Regions from separate parts of the Homo sapiens genome. Here regions 1, 3, 4 and 5 are each linked to region 2. Evidence: chromatin loops called from intact Hi-C (ENCODE). Cell type or tissue: endothelial cell of umbilical vein. All regions are shown on one strand.

Evidence for each region. Hi-C counts contacts between places; a loop is a spot of excess contacts. Peaks named below come from ENCODE experiments on the same cell type or tissue, not always from the same donor. Only the 100,000 strongest peaks of a DNase experiment are listed, where the experiment ranks them.
Region 1: it touches region 2 in a loop (9-fold over the local background); 2 of 110 quality-filtered maps call a loop at or near these places.
Region 3: a loop joins it to region 2, with 17 times the contacts of the local background. A loop is called at or near these places in 4 of 110 quality-filtered maps.
Region 4: it touches region 2 in a loop (17-fold over the local background); 5 of 110 quality-filtered maps call a loop at or near these places.
Region 5: it touches region 2 in a loop (10-fold over the local background); 13 of 110 quality-filtered maps call a loop at or near these places.

The regions. Positions count from the first base shown.
Region 1 is chr13:106,493,658-106,498,657 of GRCh38, forward strand. EFNB2 (ephrin B2) reads right to left here. Exons shown (of 5, transcript NM_004093.4): 3 at 2,091-2,183; 4 at 1,224-1,337. Among named protein-coding and RNA genes, the nearest start is that of EFNB2, 40 kb to the right of the region's middle. RefSeq lists an enhancer at 1-670. In endothelial cell of umbilical vein, no CTCF peak of the experiment used is centred here; DNase peaks (open chromatin) are centred at 2,574 and 3,628; H3K27ac peaks cover 1,683 bases.
Region 2 is chr13:106,916,079-106,921,078 of GRCh38, forward strand. It overlaps LOC124903248 (translation initiation factor IF-2-like), which reads right to left and starts at 1,051. Exons shown (of 2, transcript XR_007063941.1): 1 at 806-1,051. RefSeq lists enhancers at 1,449-2,326, 1,881-1,960, 2,051-2,140 and a silencer at 1,641-1,700. In endothelial cell of umbilical vein, a CTCF peak has its summit at 2,144 (motif pointing left); DNase peaks (open chromatin) are centred at 893, 2,133, 2,623 and 3,763; H3K4me3 peaks cover 1,009 bases; H3K27ac peaks cover 3,800 bases.
Region 3 is chr13:106,081,440-106,086,439 of GRCh38, forward strand. No RefSeq gene overlaps it. Among named protein-coding and RNA genes, the nearest start is that of LINC00460, 290 kb to the right of the region's middle. In endothelial cell of umbilical vein, a CTCF peak has its summit at 2,362 (motif pointing right); a DNase peak (open chromatin) is centred at 2,382.
Region 4 is chr13:107,200,397-107,205,396 of GRCh38, forward strand. All of the region lies in intron 2 of NALF1 (NALCN channel auxiliary factor 1), which reads right to left. Among named protein-coding and RNA genes, the nearest start is that of SNORD31B, 120 kb to the right of the region's middle. In endothelial cell of umbilical vein, a CTCF peak has its summit at 2,945; DNase peaks (open chromatin) are centred at 2,395 and 2,895; H3K27ac peaks cover 2,134 bases.
Region 5 is chr13:106,678,645-106,683,644 of GRCh38, forward strand. No RefSeq gene overlaps it. Among named protein-coding and RNA genes, the nearest start is that of LINC00443, 27 kb to the left of the region's middle. RefSeq lists an enhancer at 2,238-2,838 and a silencer at 2,537-2,831. In endothelial cell of umbilical vein, no CTCF peak of the experiment used is centred here; a DNase peak (open chromatin) is centred at 2,357; H3K27ac peaks cover 991 bases.

The sequences.
Region 1 (5,000 bases), 420 kb before region 2:
ATTATCCAGCAAGAGCACAGACTGTCGGTGACAGCCAGCCCTTGATCTTGCTTCATCTTCTAACCCGTGTCAGCCAGCCTGGGGCAGCGGCAGGGAAGAAAAAGGGAAGTGGCCAATTCTCCAGGTCAGCGGTGAGCGTTTATGTGGTATTGCTCTTCCGCCTCCTTTGAGAAAGGGAGTTTCATGCAAACCTTCAAAGGGCCTGCCTTCTAAAGAAGAGCCCTGCCTCCTGGCAGAACAGAACAGCTCGGGAACGCGGAAGGAGTGAGGGGGCCTGGGAAAATGTTCAGCTCGTAACTCGTCTGTATTATTTGATTTACACTTAAAATATATTTGGAAGGCAGCAGAAACTCTCACACCGAACAGACTGCCAGCCCAAATGTTAAGCACTAAAAAACTGCCTGGCATCATTATATTATCCATTTATCAGTTTGTCACAAGAATTTGACACATCTTGTCATTGAAAGTTAGAAATAACAACTTCCCTCCTTGACTCTTGGAAAGGGATGGAATATTGCTGCAGACGATAAATTTGCACAACGACCAAGCAAGCACACAACAATCCTAATACAAAACTGCTGATGTCTGCTCAACAGCTACTCTATAAAACCTTCATTAGCATGGTAACAAATACAGAACTATTTGTTCCAAGACTGTTAAGAAAACGAAGGTCAACGACGGACAATTTTATCTGGTATTCTACACTTTTGTCAGGGACCTGTTTAATATTTTCTTTTACATGGAAAATGTGAAACAAAATAACGATAACCACCTGAAAAAATACTATTATGCAATATTTAAAAATGTTACCATTTAAAATTTAGAAGAGGATCAATTAAACCCTCTGTGGCTTAGATATAATTAGATGAGGGATTAGCACATTAATTACATATACATTAACATCAGCTTTAAGCTGGAGTTGACAACCAGCTTGATAAAATGTCAGCCAATGAAACCTTTGGCCTGACAGAGTAGTTCTAATAACTGGCACTTACAGCTCATGAACTCTACTCCTTTGAATATATGACTTTCATTGGAATGAGTTATTTTGTTCTTATTGAGTGTAATTAATAATGACTCACTGACAGCAAAGATTCCTGATCACTGTAACTTCCAGCTAATCCTAACTGGTTAGAAGTCTTTAGACTCTGCCCTACCTTTTAAGATACTACTAAGAATGTGGTACCCACAGACCTCCATACACACAGATCATGCTGTTATACCTGGATTTGGTTTTACAAAGGGACTTGTTGTCGAACTTCTTCCATTTGTACCAGCTTCTAGTTCTGGACGTCTTGTTGGATCTTTATTCCTGGTTGATCCAGCAGAACTTGCATCTATATGAAAAACAAATGATTAATTACGGCACAGACATCTGACAATATCTAGCTTTAGGAGCTGCATATATATTTCAACAGGCATGAATAGCAATGAACATAAGAGTCTTTATGCAAAGTACTGTGAAATACAAGAATATAATTTTTCTTTTAAAACAAAATGGTTATACTAGTTATTTCAGAGGTTTAGAACGTGAGGCCATCTGTGGAAACTATAGGGATTCTTGCATTTGGCAGGCAAAGCATTGCAGATGACATTTCAATTTAACTGAGCAAGTTGATTGACTACTATACCAATTTTTAATTAGAAGAATAATTATTTCTTTCTGCACAATAGGTTATCTATATTGGAAAAGTCACAATGAACAAAACTCTTCTGTAGTCAAGATTCAGAAATGAGCAAAACTGCACAAGCTTTTAGTTTTCATTCTGGATATTTTGATTTTGAACCAAAGTGTTTTGCTTTTTAAAAAGAAATATCTATCTATCTATCTATCTATCTATTATCTATCTATCTATCTATCTATCTATGGCAATAGACATTCTACCTTGCTGATCTTAACTCTTAGATCTCCAATAAAAGCTTAGTACATTGACTTGAGGAAATCTGTCAGTGGCTCAAAGTGCAGAAGGGTTTGCTTTGAAAACTAAAAAGAAGAGCGAATGAAGGTGGGCATCGGCAACATTAGCACCATACTAGCTGGGGGCTACACCAGGTCACAGTGGCGTCATGAAGCAGCAGATGGTCTTTACCTTGTCCAACTTTCATGAGGATCTTCATGGCTCTTGTCTGGCACACCCCTCCCTCCTGGTTATCCAGGCCCTCCAAAGACCCATTTGATGTAGCTGATTAAAAATAAAATGGACAAAACAAAAAAATAAAGAAAAATCAGGAAATCAATAAGCCAAGTTTACATGAACATGAAATGTCTGAAAACAATTTGAAAAATAAGAATTCACTCTTAGTCACAAGTTTTCTGAAAGTATGGGGATGCTGAAAGCCAAAAAGAAAAAGAAAAAGAAATAAAGAGAAATGGATATCGGAAACACTGCCGCACGTATGCTATCTGACTCCAAATTTATTTAGGCACTTTCTCCTTCCTTCACAAATGACTGATTTAATGTTAGTCTATAAATAAAAGGGATGGCATCCTTCAAAAAGTCTATGGACTCTTTTGGGGCCAAACTCAGAAGAGCAAAATAGTTAATGCAGCCATTTCCAAACGTGGTAATCATCCCCCCACACCTGCTTCCTCCACTGCAGATTTCCTGCTTCAAGAACAATTAGCTTGACGCTCTGTTTGTCAAGCATCCAAGTTCTGTAAACACTAGACCAGGAGCCTCCCACAACCCTTGTCTTCTTTTTTCAGCCTTATGCATGCTTAAGAAGTATACCAGAAATCAGGTCTTCAAAATCTCCCCTTTTTCCTCCATCGTTTTGTAAATCAGAAGAACATACGTGTTATTACTGCCAATGTCAACCTTAGTCAACCTCTTCAACCAAACTACCTGTTGCGGGAAAACTCTGGCTGAATAGAGGGTTCACACACATGCCCACCACTCATTCTGGGTCCTGTGGCAGCCCTGGAGAGAAAGTGGGGACTTTTACCAGCCACTTGCTGGTGTTCACCAACTGAATTCCCTCTCCACCTCAGCAGTGAGGAGTGGAAGGAAGGACAGAATCATTTTACCATTTTCAGCATTTTTTTTTTCAACAGCCTATGCTCTATTTAAACACATCCTTGTTCTGTCTCTTTAGACCAGCGAGGTCTCTGAATAGCTTTGTAACTCAAGCTGTAAAGAGATAGGCTGCCAGGTACTTTAATGAGAAACAGGCTTTGAATTACAGTTCAAGTTCCAGGAGAGAAAAGAAGGTGGAGAGTGCTAGACATTTTCATTCCCCTAAAGTTCAAGGGGCAAGGAACAAAAGTGTTTCATATACATTTCTGCAATTTAAATCCATTTTCTACCTGATTATCAAAGTCTTGGCTTGTAACACTGTACTTTGCAAGGGACTGAAAAAAGGATTGATTTTCTGGTAAAAATAAATCCCAAAGACATTCTTCTAATGGGATTGTTTGTTTTCCAAACAGTAGGTCAGCAAACAAGTTCTATATGCATTTATGGTAGAAATATGCATTCCACTGAAATTATATTAACTACAAAAATAAGGCACTTATTTACTTGTCTTTGTGGTCTTGAATTAACTTTACTTTCACTGTTTTCCTCAAAACAAAGACTGCCTCTTCTGTGCATACATATCACTGTGCTTCTCTGAGTGCTTGCTTAAACTTTACAGTCTCACAATTGCATCTCATTCTTCTGTAACTGTGGATAAATTTTTCCCGGGAAACTGGGCAATAATTGCCATAATAATACTTGTCTTGGAAGGGTAGTAAGAAGCAGACAGTATCTGTTTGTAGATACAAACATTGTAGACCATTAAGAAACTATTCAGCAGACAGCTTAAAAAAAAAAAAACCTAAAAATTTTGTACACTTCTGTGAATCTAAAAAAAATCTTTTTAATTATTTAATGGGGCTATTAAAATTTTTTTTTATTATACTTTAAGTTCTAGGGTACATGTGCACAACGTGCAGGTTTGTTACATATGTATACGTGTGCCATGTTGGTGGGCTGCGCCTGTTAACTCGTCATTTACATTAGGTATATCTCCTAATGCTATCCCTCCCCCAGTCCCCCACCTCACGACAGGCCCCGGTGTGTGATTTTTTTCAGTTCTTCATTCTGCTCTTTCCCTTTTCCCTCCTCCAAATATGTGACTAAATTTTAAAGTATCCTTTCCTCCCAGAGGCTTCAAACTATGAGTTTCTATGAGCAGATCCTATTTCTGGACCATTTCAGAGCAGAGCTATAATCTTCAATTAATTGTTGAGAATTTTCCTATTTGATTTTTCTAAAAAATTAGGATATGTCTGCATATAGAAAGAAGTGAAAGGCTGATGTCTCTATCTGGCTGATAGTTTAAAATGTTTGGTTTACTTCATTCAGGTGGAATCCCAATGTTTTTAAATTCACAAGCACATAAATGAACCTACACGCAAAAGTGCACTCAAACTCAAAGTTAACTTACTTTGAGTTACTTACTCAAAGTAAGTAACTGACTTTTTGTTGCTAAAAGTTTCAACACTAAGCTGAAAAATGACAAAATGAGATCTGAAGGGCAGTGCACAGAAAGAAAGGGGAGGAATACAGATGTATTTATTTTAATCTTGAGGGGGAAAAGACAGTCAAAGATTCAGATCCAAAAGAAAAACAATTAAATGAGTATCAGCAAGAGAAAAACAGGCACAGTAGAGCAGTTACTTGTAAATAGAATTGAGAACTGCGTCTGCAGAGGGAGAAACTGCTGATGACTTCTGCTTTGTCAAACTGGAAGCACAAGAGGTGCACATTATTTGATTTTTTTTTCTTTTAATTTGTAGGTCAGTGCCTTTTCTGAATATCAATGCTTTTGTGCGGAGCTCCCTAGGTTTACCAAAACGGGGTCTTGACAACCACAAATGTAAAATCTCTAGAGTATTAAAATTCAATTGGAATCTATAATTTAACATCCACAGACTATAAGACAGTAGGAGGAAGGCTGTGTTGCATAAGAATGAAACTGCTTTGCACCTTTAAGAGTGAAAACTTTTTTATTTC
Region 2 (5,000 bases):
TGTTTCAGAAAGGAAGGGGGAAGTCTTGCCGGATATTCTGCTGCTATGAATCTCTGGGAGGCTGGCTTCAGGTCAATTTTGTGCACCAGTACCAGACACTTCCTAAGGCCTTTGCCTATAAAAATCTCCGTTTCAATATTGAGAACCAGCATGTTTTCAGAGATCAATGAAAATAATTTCAGTGTTGAAATTTTTAAAAACTCAAATGAAATAACCAGGCCTCTGGATTTTGTCTGGCATAGAAAATGCTGAGAGTGACCTGATGGTTTTCAGAATCACGTTGGATACAGTTGAGAAAGAACTTAAGCTCCTCATTTTGAAGATGAAGACAGGAAATGCATTGTCAACAGATGATTCCCCCCCCGGCCCCCCCGCCCCACCCCGCCCCGCCCCAAAAAAAGGCAGGGTTGTTCTTGGGGCAAACTGTGGAATCTCCTTTTGCAGACGAAATCTTTCTGCAATGGCTGAGTCAAGTTCAGCGGAATGGGAGGAGAGTGGGCCGTGGGGAAACGTGTTACTTGTGTGTTACTCTTAGCAATCGTATGATCCTTATTTAACTTAAAAAAAAAATCTTTCCTTTAAAATTACACATGCATAACCCGAATAGCAGTTCCATCACTTCTTTTCAAAATGTGCATTCTGAATTTAATTCTTTTCTAATTTGAAATATTTGAAAGTGCCGACTCTAGTTCGTCTTTCAGTACAAACCAACATGCCATGCAGCAAACTCACATTCCTTATTGAAAGGGGAAAAGCGCTGTGTTTTTTGAGAGGGAAGGGAAACACTTTTAAGTGAAGCACTTACAGTTCATGTCGTTTTCAGTGGGAGATGAAGCTGCTGAGAAATTCAATGGTTGTTTGTTTGTTTGTTGTTTCCACAATACAATGAATTTTAAAAAGTGAGCCCACTCATGACTCAAATTACCCAAGTCTGACCCAAGCGAAGGTGCCCCTGGAGTTCTGGAAAACGCAGGAGGCCTCCGCGGGCTGGGTGCGCCCCGAGCACTGCCATCCCTTTTCTTGTAATTACTTAATAGCCTGTGCCTTTGTCTTTTGCTTTGTTTTCTTAAGGAAATGTTAAAAAAAAAAAAAAAAAAAAACGGTGTACAATAAGAAATGAGACTTGAATGCGAGCGGGCGGGAGGCAGCGCTGAAAGAGGCGGCCGTGGATGCCACGGCGCTGGGTTCAAGTCCCGGTCCAGGGGGTTTGAGGGGACCGGGAGACAGTGGCCGCAGCGGCCATGGGGTCCCCGCAGACCTGGCCCAGAGTGCGGAAGGAGTCGCCTGAGCCGCTGTTTTAATTCGTGAATTCATTGAAAGACGAGAGGGCCCCAGGGACTCCCTGGGAACGCTTGGATTGCGGGGGGGTGGGGGGGGGGGCGGTCAGGGCTTTCCTACCCTCCCCGTTTCCCATCCCTCAGAATGTTCTAGAAATCTCAGCACACAGGAAGATGCAGTGGCCGAGGCCCGTAGAAGGAAGCGGGCGAAGGGCGGAGGAGGACGCGCGGGGCCGGGGCCGGGGCCGGGGCCGGGGCCGGGGCCGGGGCCGGGGCCGGGGTCGGGGACGCGGGGCAGGTTCGTGGCGCAGCCCGGGGAGACCTTGGGCGAGGCCTCCAGGCGGGGACGGGAAAGGGAACGGGAACGGGGACAGGGCGCAGGGCAGAGGGCCGGGACGGAAACGGGGACAGGGCGCAGGGCAGAGCACAGAGCGCAGGGGCGCAGAGAAGGGGACGAAGACGGGGCCGGAGGCGCCTGAGGGGGGCTCCGTGCGGGAATCGGCGGCGCCACCCAGCCCCGCACATCGCCGAGAGAGGCCCGCGTGCTTCTGAGAGCGCCGCCCCTGACGTTTCTGCTGCGCGCTGGGACCGAACCTACAGGAAGCAAAACCCTAGAGGAAGAAGTCGGCGGCTTTTTGGCTCGGAGACAAAATGGAGCCCCGCGGATGCAGCCTGGGCTCCCTCGGGCGCATCCCCAGAAGCTGCGGGTGTCCCCGGAGGACTTGAAGTCCTCCCGTGCGTCTCGATGCCACCAGTTTTTGTTTCTTTGGTGAGGAATCGGTTCACGGTGAAACTTCATTCCTCAGCCGGTGGGGAGCCGAGGCTGGGCCGGGCGGCGAGGGTTGCGCTGGGACGCACTGCCCCCTACTGGCCGCTGCGCCGCGTTCCCAGCTGCTCGAGCGGGTGGTTCAGTGAACTCGGATTAATTTAAATACAGCCGTAGATTTGGCTTTTTTCCCTCCCGGGCGAATCTAAATTTAAAAAAAAAACTAGGGAGAGTACCAAACTTAAAATAATAAACAGACTGAAGGATATTATTTCTTAACCTTTATACAGCCTCCTAAAAGAGTGAAAATTTTATTGTGAGTAAAATCAGAGTTTGGCTCTCTGGTATCCCTTCTGCTTTAATGTGCTTTGAGACTATTCTTATGAGACTAGAAATTCTTTGGTTAATGCATATTTATTAAAGACTAAATCATACTACTTTCCAAAATATTAGGCTCTATCAGCAATCCTTGATATGCAAAGAAACCATCTTAGTCCACCTCCAAGAGCAAAACAAATAATGCAGTGAAATATCTTTAAAGTTCAAACAGAATGTTACCAGACATACTTGAGTTATAGCGTCCAAATTACTAGGTTACATAAATTGCTCACAAGCAACCATCACCTGATCATTTTATGTTTTCTAATAACTTAAATGTCCCTAAATTGTAGAGTAGATTAATGCGTAATCGTCAAAGGAACTGTGCTAAAGTCAAAGTCACTTGCAAAGCCTGGATTGGAATTAATTGTCTCAAAATCCTTAGCCTACTGCTTCAACTACAGAACAATGCTCTGCCTTTATTAGTAAGTAGGAGAAAGAAGTTGTTGTGTCAAACACTTTATTGCAAATCCGAGGTTCAGCAGTGAATTCTAATTAATTTTATTATTAAAAAACCCCAAACTTTAAAACATTTTTTCAAAGGGTGGCAACTGTGGCATGGAAATGGATGGATCATTGTTTATTGAAGGGATGTCTCTGTTAGAGTTAGTTGTGTTTTGCTGAGTATAATTATTTTGGGGTTTGGAGGAACTGAGGTGGCTTTTCCTCCGGTTCTTCAAATTAAATAGCTGGATTGCACACATCTTCGTTGGGTTCTGGTTGAGTAAACTTCAGTGTAGTGGGGTGTCACATCACTTCCTGGATGAACAGTTGGTTGCCGAGAGCAGGTTTATTTAAAGCCAGAAACTCGTTTAAATAAGTCTTTGGTCACGCTGTTGAGGGGGCTGTTAATGCAGTGTGAGCAGCGACCATCCATGCATGGGGAAGTTGATAAAAGAATCTCTGGTTTTCTGACGATGTAGGTCTTAGTGGAGCCTTTTTGGTAAATCTAAGACTTTATGTTCATTTTATTATACACAGTCTTAATTTGAGTCTGAAAAGGGGAGCTCCAGGGCAGACATAAAATTAACTTCTCTTTCAGCGTCCTAACCTTTGGGTTTTAATTTATTCACTTGTCAATCTTATGAATGCCTCATGAACCCCAGCTATTGATTTCCGTGGCCAATGCTATTTTTCCTGTTTATTATAATATATTGTCCCATTGTTGCCGGCCGTTTGCGCTCAGTTAGATTTCCCACACAGCGGACAGGAAACCGTTCCATGGCATCAGACTTCCTTAGATTGATTTTCACAGAGGCAGGGAGGGACCTGCCCACTTCTGGGCCCTTTGTGCTGAGACTACACAGGGGCCCCAGCAACCCGCCTGTGTGGACGCTTCCTTCCAGGCCCCCAGTGCAGACAGCAGTCTCCCCAGGCCCTCCCACTGCAGTCCCACGCAGCCCCTGGGAAAAGCTCCCCTTATCAGCGCTGAATGTTATGTCATTTCTTTTTACTCACGATGTTTATTGTCTTTAGAGCCTGCTCTGTGGGAATGTTCTTTTCAAGGGCGACAATGGGGAACCGGGGAACAACACCGGTGAAATCACACAGCCCTGGAGCGCCAGGCCTTCCAGTTGCTTCATAATTAGAAAACAAAACACTCAGCTACAATACAAATGATGTTTTTACACTCCCTGGCTACTGAATTATTTATTAATAAAAAGCTTTATCACCACTGCGTTACCTAACACCCTAAAAGTAGGTTACAAGAAAAACTGAGAACCCATTCGGGATGAACCGGAAGAATGAAAGGGCTCTTTCTAAAAAGTAGTCCATGTTTATGTTACTATTTTGAGTTGTACTGAACACCCGTAAGCTTTTTGGCAAACGTCAGCATGTGCCCCAGTGAGCTGGGATTTAAGAGACACCTGTCCTACCTATAGCCAACACTCAGTTTGAAATAATTTAAACTCAACAAACTGACTGAGACAGCACATGTGGGTGTTTTATATTTGTAAAAAGTAGGCCGCTACAATTATTGATTTGTTTAGATATGTACCATCAGACTCAAAATTATTTTTTTCTTATTGTAAATTTGTCTTCCTGGGACTAGTTTATTGCAAAATATAATACAAAATGTGCTGGATAACGTTGTTAAAAATGAGGCACCATCCTTTGAAAATGATTATTAATTTACACTCTGAAATCATGTTCCCCCAAGGAGCTCATTATCAATTAGAAAAGCTCCTGCAGTAAATAGTTGACAGATGAAGCCAGTTCCACAACCACAGCTACAAACCCACGGAGGAATCTATACGTAAAAGACGCTTTAGATTTTTGGGGCGGGGCGGGGTGTTCGTTTTCTTTTCTTTTTTTTTTTTTTTTTTTTATTTTCCGGAAGATTTCAGAGGTCATACAGAGAATGATGTAAATTTTAAGGAGACTTTATCCAGGGATATCAAAACAGAGGAATCTACAGAGAAGAAACTCAATTTCTACTGCAGAGCTGTACGTGTCAGTAAGAATCATTTCCACCTGTGGAAATCGATGACCAATTTATAGATCTGAGTGAATGAATGATTTGGATCAATGAAAAACGCAATCTTGTTCATTTGCATCTGCAGTGGGCAGTCCTTTTA
Region 3 (5,000 bases), 830 kb before region 2:
GCGGCAGTTGCAGTGAGCCAAGATCATGCCATTGCACTCCAGCCTGGGTGACAGAGCGAGACTCCAACTCAAGACAAAAAAAAAAAAAAAAATTTTGCTTATCCAACAACTCAGCCTTGGTGGGGTAGAAACAACCCACCAAGTTGTCCTACATGTGTACCTATAACCTGAAGAAATGCTTTCCACATATGAGGAGATAGGTACACAATCTTTACAATTATTTCTGATAACAAAGAAAAAAAGTGGAAATCAACTGCATGTTTATTAACAACAAAATGGATAACCTGTAGTATATTCAAGAAATATAAGCTATTACATTATTTTTAAAAAGTTTTTTAAAAAAGACTTTTTTATGAACTATAATTCTTCTCCTCCTGGAAGTGTTAGCCCTGACCTGCAGATGCAGAGCAATGAGAGGCTCAGCAGGAAACCCACGGGCTTTGCTCATCAAAGTGTAGGCCCAGAACCAGCACTGGATCACCTGGGAGCTTGTTAAAAATGCAAAACCTGTAGCCCCATCCCAGACCTACTGGGTCAGAATCTACTTTTTAACAAGATTTATACACACATTAAAACTGGACAAGTATTGTCCTAGAGTCACTGTACTCATTATTCAGTACAGCATCAGCTAGTTAGATCTTCTATTGCATTCAAATATTGTTTTCAGAGATTCTACCATTATTCGCTCAAACGTGCATGAATGCATTAAACACTCCCTGAGTTCCTTGTACAGGCAAGCACCTTCTTAAGTGATAGGGATACAAATAAAATACTCTCGGGCCCTAGTCTGAAAAAGCTCACAGATGCATATATATATACACACACACACACACACACACACACACAAACATACACACACACACATATACACACACACAAATATACTTGTGTGTGTGTATATATGGAAAATTGTGAGTATATACTTATATGTATGCACAAACATATACATACAACTTGCACAAGGTATGTAACACACATGACCAAAGCGAATCTTTTCATTCATACTTTTCCCAATGTTATGGTAATGTTACACATTGTTTACATAATTATGTGCACATACCCGTTTTATTCTCACCTTCTGTCTTAACGTATCCCTATCATGGGTAGTGATCATGGCTCCTTCTAGTGATACAACAGTTTCACTTCGTTTTTACCAATTTTCTGGGCCACATCACACATTACCTTCACGAAATTTAAGAACCCAGACAATAAGCTGAGCTCTGGTTACCTTTTGTCCTTAAGCTTGGAACAGAGAGCACAATTTTCAGCTAAATCTCCTGGGCTGCCCCAGACCCAATTGACCTTTGAGTTGATTTTAGAATGACCAGCTCAGGCACTAATTCAGATAAAGTTTGAGAGGGGTCAGTAATAGCCCTAGCATAAATTCTACTGTGGTATACAATACTTTTTTTACCATCCCAAAATAAAATTCCTTATATATCTTACGTATATACTACGCTTAAAAATGTGGCTGGGCTCAGTGGCTCATGCCTGCAATCCCAGCACTTCAGGAGGCTGAGGCGGGTGGATTACCTGAGATCAACAGTTTGAGACCAGCCTGGCCAACGTGATGAAACCCCATCTCTACTAAAATATACAAAAATTAGCCGGGTGTGGTGGCGGGTGCCTGTAAGCCCAGCTACTTAGGAGGCTGAAGCAGGAGAATTGCTTGGATCCGGGAGGCGGTGGTTGCAGTGAGCTGAGATCGCACCATTGCACTCCAGCCTGGGCGACAAGAGTGAAACTCTGTCTCAAAAAAAGAAATAAAAGTATATACTGTTTACATATGAAAGAGAAACTAAGTGATAAATTATAACAAAATAATGTGTATTTCAATTTTAAATGCTCAGACATAACTACAGTAGAAGACCTAAAATATAAAAAAAAGACTAAAAAAAAATTCAGGTGTTTTTGCTCTACGTGGAAACATGGCACAACATTTGCCAATTGCAAATGCTGTCTGAGACAGGTGTGTTATATTAGACTCAAATCCAGTGAGTCCTGTTGCTATCCTGGACTTGGATGGTAAACAGTTCTTGGTATGATTTTGAACCAAAAAATGCAAATATACCTCAACTTTTACAGTAGCTGTATTCCTATAAGATCCATTACCTATATTAAACTCATGCCAAAGAAATACTATACATAAAGCAGAGTTATTTAATGCTTTTTTTTTTTAACCTGGAAGATTATTTGTTGAGACTTTAGAATTTTGTGCAGAACTCAGGATAACATTCTGCTTTTCAGTACAAACCTGGCATTTGGAGGATGTCTAATATCCTTGGCCCCTGTCCAGTGATCATTCTGACCCCCAGTCCATTGTGACAACAAAAGTTGCCCCCAGGAATTTCCCTGGAATAGAAATCCTCTAGGAGGCAGCACTGCCCCATTGAGACTGCTGCTCTAAACAGGCTTTGTGGTGGGGAAGTCCCCAACTTTGACACCCACATAGCCTTAGGAAAATAGCCAATTGTCTCTGTCTAGAATTTTGTTAAGTGAACGTTTACCTGCATGACTTTCGTGTTTCCTTTTTTCCAAACACAATGGTGTGGTCCTATCAGCTACCAAGAGCCCTTTATTAAATATTTAGAAATTCTGCAAGCCAATTGATATTATATTGGCAGTTTAAATAGACCATGATGGGAATATGAATACAACAGAAATTGGCAAGTGCTACAAATCAGGGCTTGATTTGCAGGGGGAGGAGCCAGCTGGTAAATATTTAATAGCACAGCTTGGCTTTCACTAGGTCCATCAACGTGAAGGACCTTTGGCCACTTCCTCTTAGTCTCAGTTTTCCATTTTCAAGTTGCCCCTTTTGTAGCAGAGTGATTTACTCCTGCACATGTCACCTTATTTTTTCAATGTCAGAAGGCACCACACACCTATGAGAACTTCATGATTGGAAAACTTACTCTTAATTGCAAGATATTAAATTGCCTGTTGCTCACTTTCTTTATAAGGCACTAACATTCTAACACAAACACACACACACACACACACACACACACACATTGGGCTCCATCATTTGCCCAAAAAAAAAAGCTTTTCTTTTTGTTTGATCTGTGAGTGGTGACGAGTAGGAATTTTAGTGAAGGTAGAACTTAAAAAAAAAAAAAAAGAGTGGAAATAAAATGGCGAGCCTGGAAGGCCTTGTCCACGTTCAGCCCTGTGGCCAGGGTTGAATCACCCCTTGGTTACGAGGGCCACATGCTGTCAACCAGACAAAGCATAAATGACCCAGATTGTGAGTTTGGTTCAGGGAGCTGAAGGAAACTCTTCTCGGGCCTTTATCCAAACCAGCACCCTGAGAATGGGAAGCCTGCATGCCTCTGTCCCCTTACCTGGAACATTGGAATATCCGTGTTTGGGTGGAGTAGACGTTACAGAAGCAGGGGAGAGAGCAAGCAGGAGAGGCAGTGGGCAAATGGCCATCTCAGGAGGACCCCGTCTGTGGGCTGTTGGTGGGTGTCTGCTAGGAAGTACTTTGGGGGCTTCCAGAAACAGTCCAAACTTACTTTAAGAAAAAACGAAGCTTGAGGGAGTCTGTGAATTCATCAGACGTTGGGGTTACCCTTCATCTTCAAACATCCCTTATTGGAACTATTTTGATATCTAGCTCTGACTTGATAAGTTACTGTGAAACTGGGGGTTCCCAAACTTTAATGTATGTAACTGTCTGTTGAGGAATTTAATTAAAATGCAGAGTCCCAAGCCCTCCTCCCGAGTTCATCATGCTCAGGGCTGGATGGATCTGAGAAGCTTCATTTTTAACAACCACTCCTCTAACGCAGACAGCTTTAAATGTAACTGGGTAATTCCTTGCTTTTATTTCTGAGCAAAAACAGTTGCTTCTATTGATAAAAAAAAAAAAAAAAAAAAAAAAATTTACCTTCACATGATCTAATCAGGTTCATACATTAATTCTGAAAAAAAAATTATAGAATTTATATACTTTACAATTACTCTTCTCAAATAGTTCTTAAGAATCTTCTTAAAGAATATTCTTCAAGATTGAGTAAATCAGATTTTAAGGACAGAATTTTGCAGAACTATTCAGCTATAAAAAAGGATGAGATCTAGTCATTTGCAACAACATGGATGGAACTGGAGATCATTATGTTAAGTGAAATAAGCCAGGCCCAGAAAGACAAACATTGATGTTCTCACTTATTTGTGGGATCTAAAATCAAAACAATTGAACTCACGGACATAGAGAGTAGAAGGACGGTTACCAGAGGGTGGGAAGGGTAGTGGGACTGTGTGTGTGGGGGGTGGGGAGGGGGGGCGGGGGGGGAGGAGATAAGGATGGTTAATAGGTACAAAAAATTAGAAAGAATGAATAAAATCTACTATTTGATAGCACAACGGGGTGACTACAGTCAATAATAATTTAATTGTACATTTAAAATTACTAAAAGAATATAACTGGATTGTTTGAGACAGAAAGGATAAATGCTTGATGGAATGGAGACCCCATTCTTCATGATGTGATTATTACACACTGCATGCCTGTATCAAAACATCTCATGTACCCCATAAATACATACACCTACTATGTCCCCACAAAAATTAAAAATACATGTTTTTAAAAAAATATTGCAAAGAGAAATGTCACACCATAGCAGGAAGAATGAGCACATATCTAATCAACAATATAATACAAATGATTTCCATTTGTAATCAGTAAACCAACAAATTCATTACAGCCAGATTAGCTAATAATGAATATAATGAGCTAAATCCTTCACCATTTTGAAGGGCATATTAATTCAGGTAGAATGAAATCTGAGAAAGATGATGTAAACCTATGCTCCCACTCTGTATTCCTTTCTCTTCACCAAAAACCCACAGATCTGATCATCAAATTCTGTCTACATGACAGCAACATAATCCAATGAAAAAAGTCAAGCAATGTTTTAGTTTGTTTAAACCTAGAACAAAACAATAGTTTATTTATCTAGTCATTCATTCACTCACTTACTGAATAGATCAGTTCT
Region 4 (5,000 bases), 280 kb after region 2:
AGCCAGGTTAAGGAGCTTGCAGACTCTCCTAAGGGAATTAGGACTTCGAGCGAGGGGCATGATCTGTGCCAAAAATGGGTTACATGGCAAGCATCTCCCACACGATGAATGCACAGACTCTTTCATCCGTCTCTACTTCTTGGTAGACATTTATTTTACAGTAAAATTCATAAGCTGTGGTAAATGATACAGCAACAAAAATATGCCTTGCAGAACTGCATTTAATAACAGATGGCTAGGAATAACTCAAATGGCCATTAGTCAGGAACTGAGTAAACTGAGTAAATAAACAATAACAAGTCTGTAACCCATGACATCAGTCGCCAGTTGGCTGGAGGAGGTGACTTGATCTTGCCTGTTTTGGGTCTTTTGGATGTTGTGTCATGAGCACCACTTATCAATTCAAACATAAGCATGCACACTTTATTTCAATATTTCGAAAGTATGTAATATCAACTGCTGTAGTCCCGGTGACTTTAGTGCGGCCACAGGACCTGTTCCTACTCATTGGTGGCATCAGACGTAACTCTGAGGTTGAACCTTAAGGACCCTGGAGCTGCGGGGCCAGGGGGACCGAGTGAAAATGAACACTCATCCAGTGAAATTGCCTATTTACCACATCGGCAGACACGCCACTGCAATGAAGAGATGGCGACTGAGAACTATTTTGGCTTTTGTCTCCAGTTCTCAAAAACTGGCCTTTCCATGTGATCCCTTCCAAGGTCTATGATATGTGCATGTACGTTGATATCTATCTATCTATCTATCTATCATCTATCTATCTATCTATCTATCTATCTACCCATCCATAAGTTGATAAGTTGATAGATATCTCTCAATGTATAGGCACATATCATAGGCCTTGGAAGAGATCAGAAGGAAGTTTCTCTAGCTCTTCACAGTTCACAATGAAATGCTACATCTTAAAATTCCCTCTGGGGAGGCCCAGGTGGGCAGATCACGAGGTCAGGAGATCGAGACCAGCCTGGCTAACACGGCGAAATGCCATCTCTACTAAAAATACCAAAAAACCAGCCGGACGTGGTGGCGGGCGCCTGTAGTCCCAGCTACTCGGGAGGCTGAGGCAGGAGAATGGTGTGAACCCGCGAGGGGGAGCTTCCAGTGAGTCGAGATCGTGCCACTGCACTCCAGCCTGGGTGACAGAGCGAAATTCTGTCTCAAAAAAGGAAAAAAAGAAAGAAAAAAAAATGACCTCTATGAGAAGAATTTACTATGCAGCGAGCAACAGGTCCTATCTTGGGACAATTATTTCCCTTGTGATTGAAATTATTTTCATTTCCCTTGCAATGTTTGTTCCCGCGTACTTGAAGGTGGACTTCCTGGGGCTTTCTCAGCCCACTTACACACAAAAAAAGACTAAAACATGGCAAATGTCCCTAAGACAAGCCCAAAAAGACATCTCCCTCACTCCCTCAGGTAATGACATATTCCGTAAAGGAGGAGCTATTAGTGAAGGTTGCCATGAGCCTTACTTTCTGGCAGGAGTGAGTTTCGGTGGCGAGGTCGGCATTTTCAGACTCTCTATGCCTGGGTTCGTCACTCTTTTGACCCCATAAATTGGTTAATAAAGGTACAACATACCATATTTAGGACTGAACCAGTAGTGTCAGATGATAACATAATAACCGGAGAACCATCATCTTAAAATAGCATTCTAGAAGTTTTATTCCTAACTGAACTTTTTATTTTCAAGTTTTCTTCTTGGAGAATTTACACATTTATTCCATCAGTGCTGCTATGCCTAAATTAAATTCACTCTTTCTTTTTTTAATTTGGAATTAACTTTAAAACTAATTTTAAAGTTCTGCTTACAAATTGGTCTTCAGTTTTTAAACCTAAGGTATTTCTTACTTATTACCTACATTATCTGGAAATTTAGCTATTTTGATTGTATCTATATATAAATTGGATATTTGAATGATGTATAAATTATATAAATATATGTTGATATGGTATAGATATTATATATTATATATACAATCTATTATATATTATAAAATAGCTATAACACAAGGATAAGGTGATTTGGATTCATAATAATATTCACACAGACATTTTAGAAACTTTAGCTCTGTTCTTACCCTTTATACTAATTTATTTGTGTGTGTGTGTATTCATCCTAAGAATCTCACTAACCAATCTGACAAAATTAGCCATCTAAGCAAAAAATTTTCCTGAGAACAATGACCTAGACAGTCTTCTTTTCTTTATTTAACCAGAAAAATGTCTATGTTCCAAAGTGCTTGTAACATTCATTTTTAATGTGACGTGTGATGTTGAGAAATCAGGACATGTTTGTTGAACAATGAGATTTGCAATGCAAAGACAGCAGGCTGTGGGCGTGATCACCTTCCGTTAACCTACTGACTGACTTTTTCCAGCTGTACATAGCAAGGAAACAATGGCTTACACATGAATTTCAGGATGGGCTGGCTGGTCGTTTCCTGTTCCACTACAAATGCTGGACTAAGAGCCAGGAAATGTGGAGCTATTCTTGTTTCTGCAATTGCTTGTTTTGAGGGAGTGGTTAATCCTCAAGGCATCAAACTAGATGACTTCAGTAATTTTGGTTTGTCTAAGATTGACTGAATCTATAATTGCACAGGATAATTTCATTGTTCAAATTAGTCCAGTATCCAGAACAGCTACCAAGTGGGCATAAATTCTTACAAAGAATTCGCGAATTCTTCACATCTTCACAAAGATGTCTTACTTGCAGACAAGATAGGTAAATACTCTCATTGAATAAGATTTCACCTGTTCTGGGAAATCTCACTTGGCCATATTCTTCCTAAACTGACATTCCAGAATTCAAATCTTTCCTTTGGCTTCCCGCTTTGACAGCCACTGTGTGGTCAGTAGTTCTAAGTTCACTCAGTCACGTTGAATGCAGGGAAACCTTTGTCACGGGTGTGTGTTATCGCCTCCTGGCTGTAGAGGAGATCACTACATGCTTTGATTCAGCTTCCATCTAAGAAGAGACTCACCAGCTCAGCAGTGCAGGCGCTGGCACTGCCTCTCTGAGGGCAGTGCGCATAGTCTGGCTTGAGCAAAGGGTGACTTTCCTTCCAGAGGGTTCAGAGGGCCTGAAAATATTTGCCAGACACGGTGTCACTTCTGTGCAAGGTCAGCGAGTGACATCTTCCCTCAATGGCATCAAAAAGGACAGCCATCAGGTGCTGTGCTCCATCCCCGTGGTGCCCCCTGACATCGTGATGGGCCCTGACATGGCTCAGGCTGGGCCCTCAGTGGTTCCCTGGGGCAGCTGGCTCAGGACCCACCACTGAAGCACAGACACTTCTCAGGGCTGATTGAACTCCCGTCCCTGCAAGTGCTCCTGGCTTGGTTTTCTCCACTCTCCCTGGTCTGATGCATTTCATTTCTCCTCTTAGACCAGGCAAGGTGTAGCAATGAGAAGCAGAAGGATAACTTGAACTACGTTAGAATTTTCCCCAAAGGCTGTCGAGGTGAGCAAGCTCATGCAGGGCCTGCCCAGTTGTCAGCATGCCTGGAGGCAGAGGGGGGCAGAGGGAGGCAGAGCTCTCCCTGCTCTCCAACAAGTGTCACCCAGGTGAGCTGGAGGCAGAGAGGGGCGCCCACAAGCTCTCCCTGCTCTCCAGGTGAGCTGGAGGCAGAGAGGGGCGCCCACAAGCTCTCCCTGCTCTCCAGGTGAGCTGGAGGCAGAGAGGGGCGCCCACAAGCTCTCCCTGCTCTCCAACGAGCATCACCCAGGTGAGCTGGAGGCAGAGAGGGGCGCCCACAAGCTCTCCCTGCTCTCCAACAAGTGTCACCCAGGTGAGCTGGAGGCAGGTTGTCTTCCTCTCCCCACACAGACAAGCGTAAAACCTCATTCTCCTCTGCAGCTGCGCCTGCCGCTCCGCAAGCACCACCAGGCTGGACTACATGGGGTCCCATCTAGCTCGGGCCTCTGCTGTCAGCAGGCCTGGGCACTGTGTTCTGGCACTGGGCTCAGTACTCTTAGCCACTTGTGGAGGTGAGGCAATGAGACCTTACAGTGGGGGCGATTTTCCAAAATTCATAGCTACTGGCAGAATCCAGACATCCTAATTCCTCCTCTATTCCCTACATACATTCTCTTGCCAAAGGCAAACTTGACCTGCTGGGATCTTTATGAATATAGAATTCAGAAAAAGTAATCTTAAGTAGGAATGATCTGAACTCAAACCTAAAGATATTAACTGAAATAAACCTCAAAAAGTACAATGTTTTAATGGAAGAAGATGTCACGAACATATGAAGTTACTACATTTTACTTGGTTTTATAATCTACTCTCATTTTTTAAATTTTATTCTGGGCATACCATCTCCCTTCCCGTTTCTTTTTTGCCTTAAACTTTGACATATTTATTAAAATATTTTGTATGAGATTAAATGATGCTATAACTACACTGGTCTTTTTATTATTCTGTTTTCAGAGAAAAAAAAACCTGATTTTAAAAAATTAAATGAACATACGCATACGCAGGGGAAAATAAATAAATTGAAACGGCATAAATGTTCAAATTAAAATCTATAGAGGTATTTTTTTTTTCTACTGAAATTTTCCTCTAATGAGAACATCTTTTTTTTTTCTTTTATTATTATACTTTAAGTTTTAGGGTACATGTGCACATTGTGCAGGTTAGTTACATATGTATACATGTGCCACGCTGGTGGAGCTGCACCCACTAACTCGTCATCTAGCATTAGGTATATCTCCCAATGCTATCCCTCCCCCTTTCCCCCCACCCCACAACAGTCCCCAGAGTGTGATGTTCCCCTTCCTGTGTCCATGTGATCTCATTGTTCAATTCCCACCTATGAGAACATCTTTGTCTTTTAAAAATCTTTCTCAACTCACTGGTCATGTGAGGACTGGATTTTTGCAAATGTTTTTTCTTTTGCAGTTGTGAAGTCACTCACAAGTAAACCGTGAGATGCCAAACATTTAAAAAAAAAATCCTTCGAATGTGATCAAT
Region 5 (5,000 bases), 240 kb before region 2:
CATTTTGTATATCTTTTCTTTCCAGCTTTTTTTTTAAATGGCAAAACCTTTCATTTGCTATATATCTAGCTATGTATTTAGTTGTTTGCAGAGCTGAGTAAAGTATTCATGATATCATTTCTTTCTAAAGTGAAGCATAGCATTCTTTTAAGCTGCATATCAAAAGGTAAACAAGTAGAGAAACTGCTCCTTTGAAGATTCTGCATGAGTCTGTTGCTAGTTAAATTTTCCTTGCAGAAATCAAACAGGGTTTCCTGTTGCATGTTTACCAAGCCCCCTTTTGTCCATAAAGTATAAAACGCAGGGCTGCAATTTTCCCATTTGTTAATTTTTCCCATTGAGCCCATTCCTTCCTTTTAAAATATATTCTTTTTTTCTAGTCTACCTCATTTAGCAGTGAATATGGAGGATTACAAACATTCTTGTTAGATATAAAACATTCCAGGAAATTTAATTTCTTTAGTCATGGATTTTAGCTGTAATGATACTGCACATTTGTATAACATCCCTGCGATGAGAAATGTGAACCCCTTATTCATTATCTGGAGACAAGCATTATTATTATCATAATTTTGCATCCTGTGTAACTGAGTCACAGGAAATGGACCAGAAATAAATCATACCTGGAGTGTAATTTGCAAAAGAACGTAGGAAAAAAGTAGGATGATTGCATCGTGCCTTGGACACTTGCACCCTGGAGTACAATGCAGCTGGTTTACCATTTAGAGAAGACAGGCTCTCGATGGCTTGGATGTGGATGGGAGGAGGTGGGAGGCAGTGAAGGCATGTTGAGGGTTGCCGCTGATGTTGGACAACACTACAAGTCATTCCCTTATGCTTTTATGATACGCCTATATCCTCAGTGTAGCCTGTCCGTGCAGCCCCCAGCCACATTTCCCTAGGCCTGGAGCCCTGCTGGGTGCTGAGCCCAGGCACCGCTGCTTCTTGGGGGTTGCCTCCGAAGTCCATGTGAACCAGTGTGGTCTTGAACCTAGGTTGAGTTGCTCATGGCCCTTTGGACCTGGCAAGTGTCTGAACCATACCTCTGGTTCTATCATCATGCTCAGAATCCTTAGTGGTCCAAGCCTGCACCCCCAGGAATTTTCTCTCATCAAAATGCTTCCAGGGCCGGGTGCAGTGGCTCATGCCTGTAATCCCAGAACTTTGGGAGGCCAAGGCAGGCAAATAGCTTCAGCCTAGGAGTTCAAGGCCTGGGAAAAATGACAAAACCCCATCTCTACTAAGAATACAAAAATTAGCTGAGTGTGGTGGTGTGTGCCTATAGTCCTAGCTACTCAGGAGGCTGAGGTGGGAGGATGGCTTGAGCTGGGGAGGTCGAGGCTGCAGTGAGCGATGATCACAACACTGCATCCCAGCCTGGGTGACAGAGCAAGACACTGTCTCAAAAAAATAAAAAGAAAAGAAAAGAAAAAAAACTCTGCTACCAAAAACAGAGCTGATATTTTTGAGAAAAAAAAAAAAGAAACTAAAAAGAAGCCATGAAGTGAAGGATCCACCTATGTGTCTTCTGGGATGGGTAAGTCAGTCTCCCCAACAACTCCCTCCCACTCAGAACGTAAAGCAGGATTCCCTGCCACAGTTTCCTCCACCTGACAGGTTTAGGAACAGCTGGGTCCACTAGGGAAAGTAGGAGAACTGATAGAAGTAGCAAAACAGAGACGGTGCCCTGACTCTCCTACTCTGGGCTTGGACAGGTGGTGTCCATGTTCACTGTGGGTGGGGCTTTGAGTTCTGGAAGTTTACTGTTAGTGCCATTGGTGTTTATTTCTTATTTCAATGTAGAAATGAATGAATGAGTTCCGCTCTAGCAAAAAGTGCCTGTGATCTGAAATAATTAGTCATCACAATCAGAGAGAATGCTATGTGACTAGTAAATCATACAATTGAGGAATTGCATTTAAAAATTAGAGTTATCAGGAACACCTAAAAAGCTGTCTATTCAAGTAAGCCCCTGGAGCTTTGATAATTATCAGGAGGCAGAATGTAACCTCCTTGGCTTATTCTCGAAGGGATGCTGCCACAATTCGGTAGTAGATTCACATGCCATGAGTTTATAGGGAGTGTGTTGAATTTTGAGGGGCTTTTTCATTTGACATTTATACAATTAGCCATGGCTTTGGCTGGGGTGTTAAAAAAGGCAAGTAGGAAATCACCAGAAACAGGAGAACTTACAGATATGTTGCCTTTTTTGGTGTATGTGGAACATAGTACGAGAAACTCTCATGGGAACTCTGAGGAAGGAAACATACCATGTCTGTCACTAACCAGGGAAAAAAAATGTCACTGGGCCAGTAAGCATTAAGCAGAACAATAAGAACTTCCTGGTGCCAAGAGTCAGGACAAATGTGTGAAAGGGAATGAAGGGACATTACCATACTGAGCCTTTCACAGGAAAATGCTAAATAAACCGAGAGATGCTTGTCAATATTTGGATAAGGAAACATGTCTCAGTCTGATTTTTAAGGCACGCTACAAAAAAAAAAATCTTGAGAAACTTTGTACTGTATTCACAATATCAACAAAAATAATACACTTGGAGTCTGGGGTGGCCATTCTCATGGTAATGAATGTGTTTCAACAGTGATCTCCTATTGTGAGCCTTGGAGCTGCATGTCTCCAGGCTCTAGGGAGGCACGGATGGACACCGCCCCCACATTGTGGCCACAGCGTGCCTTTGTGAGCCTCAGCTGTGAGCTTCTCAAGTCCTCAATGGGCAGGCAGGGCACACTGAATTAGGACCCATTGCTGCTTCATTTATCCACGACACAATTTATAAACAGCAAGTATATTACTTGTTTCATGTTTTATTTGTTAGGTCATTTCTAGCAAAAGCTGAGCACATGCACCCACATATAGGGCAGCTGTGCCTCCAGTCAACCCAGTAGGAAGAAAATTGCAAACATTGTTGAAATAAAATTGGGTGGATGGTTGCTTTCAAGGAGCACAGCCTCCCACCTGCTTTCCTGAACTAACCGTGGGGAGCAGTTGGTTGCACTCTTATCAGTTTTGCTGGTGCTTCTCTCTTCTCCATTTCGACCATGCTTTTAAAAAAGGCATTTGGATCTGGAAGGAAAAATGCAATAATCCAAATCTTTGGCCTCGGGTTTTGAGAGGTGTCTGTTATACTAGGAATCTAAAAAGGAAAGCAGAGAAATTCAATTGAAAGAAACAAAAAACCAGCTTTCTCCTTTCTCTTTAGCAATAACAAAGGAAGGAGAGAGAGCAAGAGTGAGAGAAGGAAATAAGACTCTTCTATTTTAACACTTTAGTGTATAATGGCATATGAATAATATCATTTTTCTGCCATTTATTCAGATGTGAAGGAACTCAGTGAATAATAATAGCTGCTGTCAAAGGTATTTATATTTAAAAGGTCTTTATGTAAAAAAAATTTTTTTTTTGTCAGGACTGATTTTTCTCTGAGAGGATCCCTCTATCTCCTAGCAACCAATATGGCTATCTTTTTGAATAGCTGCTGCGTGTACAGTGGGTGCATAACCTTTATGTGGAAGCATTTGCAAATTTAGCAGTCAGGACTCATATGAATTCAAAGCAAGTTGTGAAACTGATCTCAGACCCAGACTTGTGATAGAAGTCTCAGGGGGTCTCTTCTGTTGGCAAGACGAAACACATGTGATGGGCACGATCCCCTTCCTGTGTCGACTGCATGTTCTGCAAATGATAAACGGCCCCTTAAATAACCTGTTCACAGAACTTTTATCTATTTAAAAAGAAGAAAAACAAGCTAACCTGAGGAAACCCAAAGATTCTGCTTTGCAAATTACCATCCTAATGGAAAGATTCTATCTCAAGAAAGAAAATGTCTAGAAGTTTATTAAAAAAAATTAAAGAGTAATGGAAACATCTGGAACTCAGTCATCTCTTTTGCTTCTACGTTTTGATTATTTGTAATATATTAATGTCATTTTCATTCCTTCTAAATCTTACAACAGGGACTTTCTGCATGTTCAAAAAACATTGGCTAAAGTTCCTAATCTCTCTCTGAGATAAACATTATAATAAACAGATTATAAATAAATAAATTCATAGAATGAGAAGAGATAGAGACAGAAACAGAAACCATTTCTTGTAATTTCTAGTCTACAAGGCTGTGTTTAGCAGTAGAATATTATCATTAAATTTTTTTTAAAAACAATATTTGTCTCCTGGAGGCATGCACCCTATTAAAATGAGTATATGGTTTTAAAAGAAGAACATTTACATAATTTCAAAAGCCTTCAAAAATGAACTCTCTAGGCTGGGCGTGGTGGCTCACGCCTGTAATCCTAACACTTTGGAAGGCCAAGGTGGGTGGATCACAAGGTCAAGAGATTGAGACCATCCTGGCCAACATGGTGAAACCCCGTCTCTACTAAAAATACAAAAATTAGCTGGGCGTGGTGGCCCATGCCATAGTCTCAGCTACTCGGGAGGCTGAGGTAGGAGAATGGCTTGAACCCAGGAGGCAGAGGTTGCAGTGAGCCAAGATCTTGCCATTGCACTCCTGCCTGGGCCACAAGAGTGAAACTCCATCTCAAAACAAACAAACAAACAAAAAAAGAACTCTCTAGAACCAGACTTCCGCGTGTGAAGTGCTCAGAGAAGGCACAGAAATCTCCGGCATTCATCAGCACATGGTGAGCGTGAAGCTGCCCGCTGGTGCCACCACACACTGCTGCTCTTTGTTCTCTGTCCCACTGAAGGTTAACGAAGCTGTCTTTAGGCACAGCTGTGAGGTCGGCAAGATTTGTCATCAGAGAGTCCTCTTCCCGCTTTTTATTTACTCTTTCTCTTCTTGCCTTTTCAGACTTTCACCTCTCTTTACCATCCAAACAGGAAACATTCAGATAACCAGATATGACACTTGTCTATTTACAGAATTATTTAACTTTCATTTTCTTTCACTTGCCTTCCATGTAACTATGCATTTTAAGTCTCTTCGTGGTTCCCAAAAAACCTTGTTCCCCTTATTAAAACGT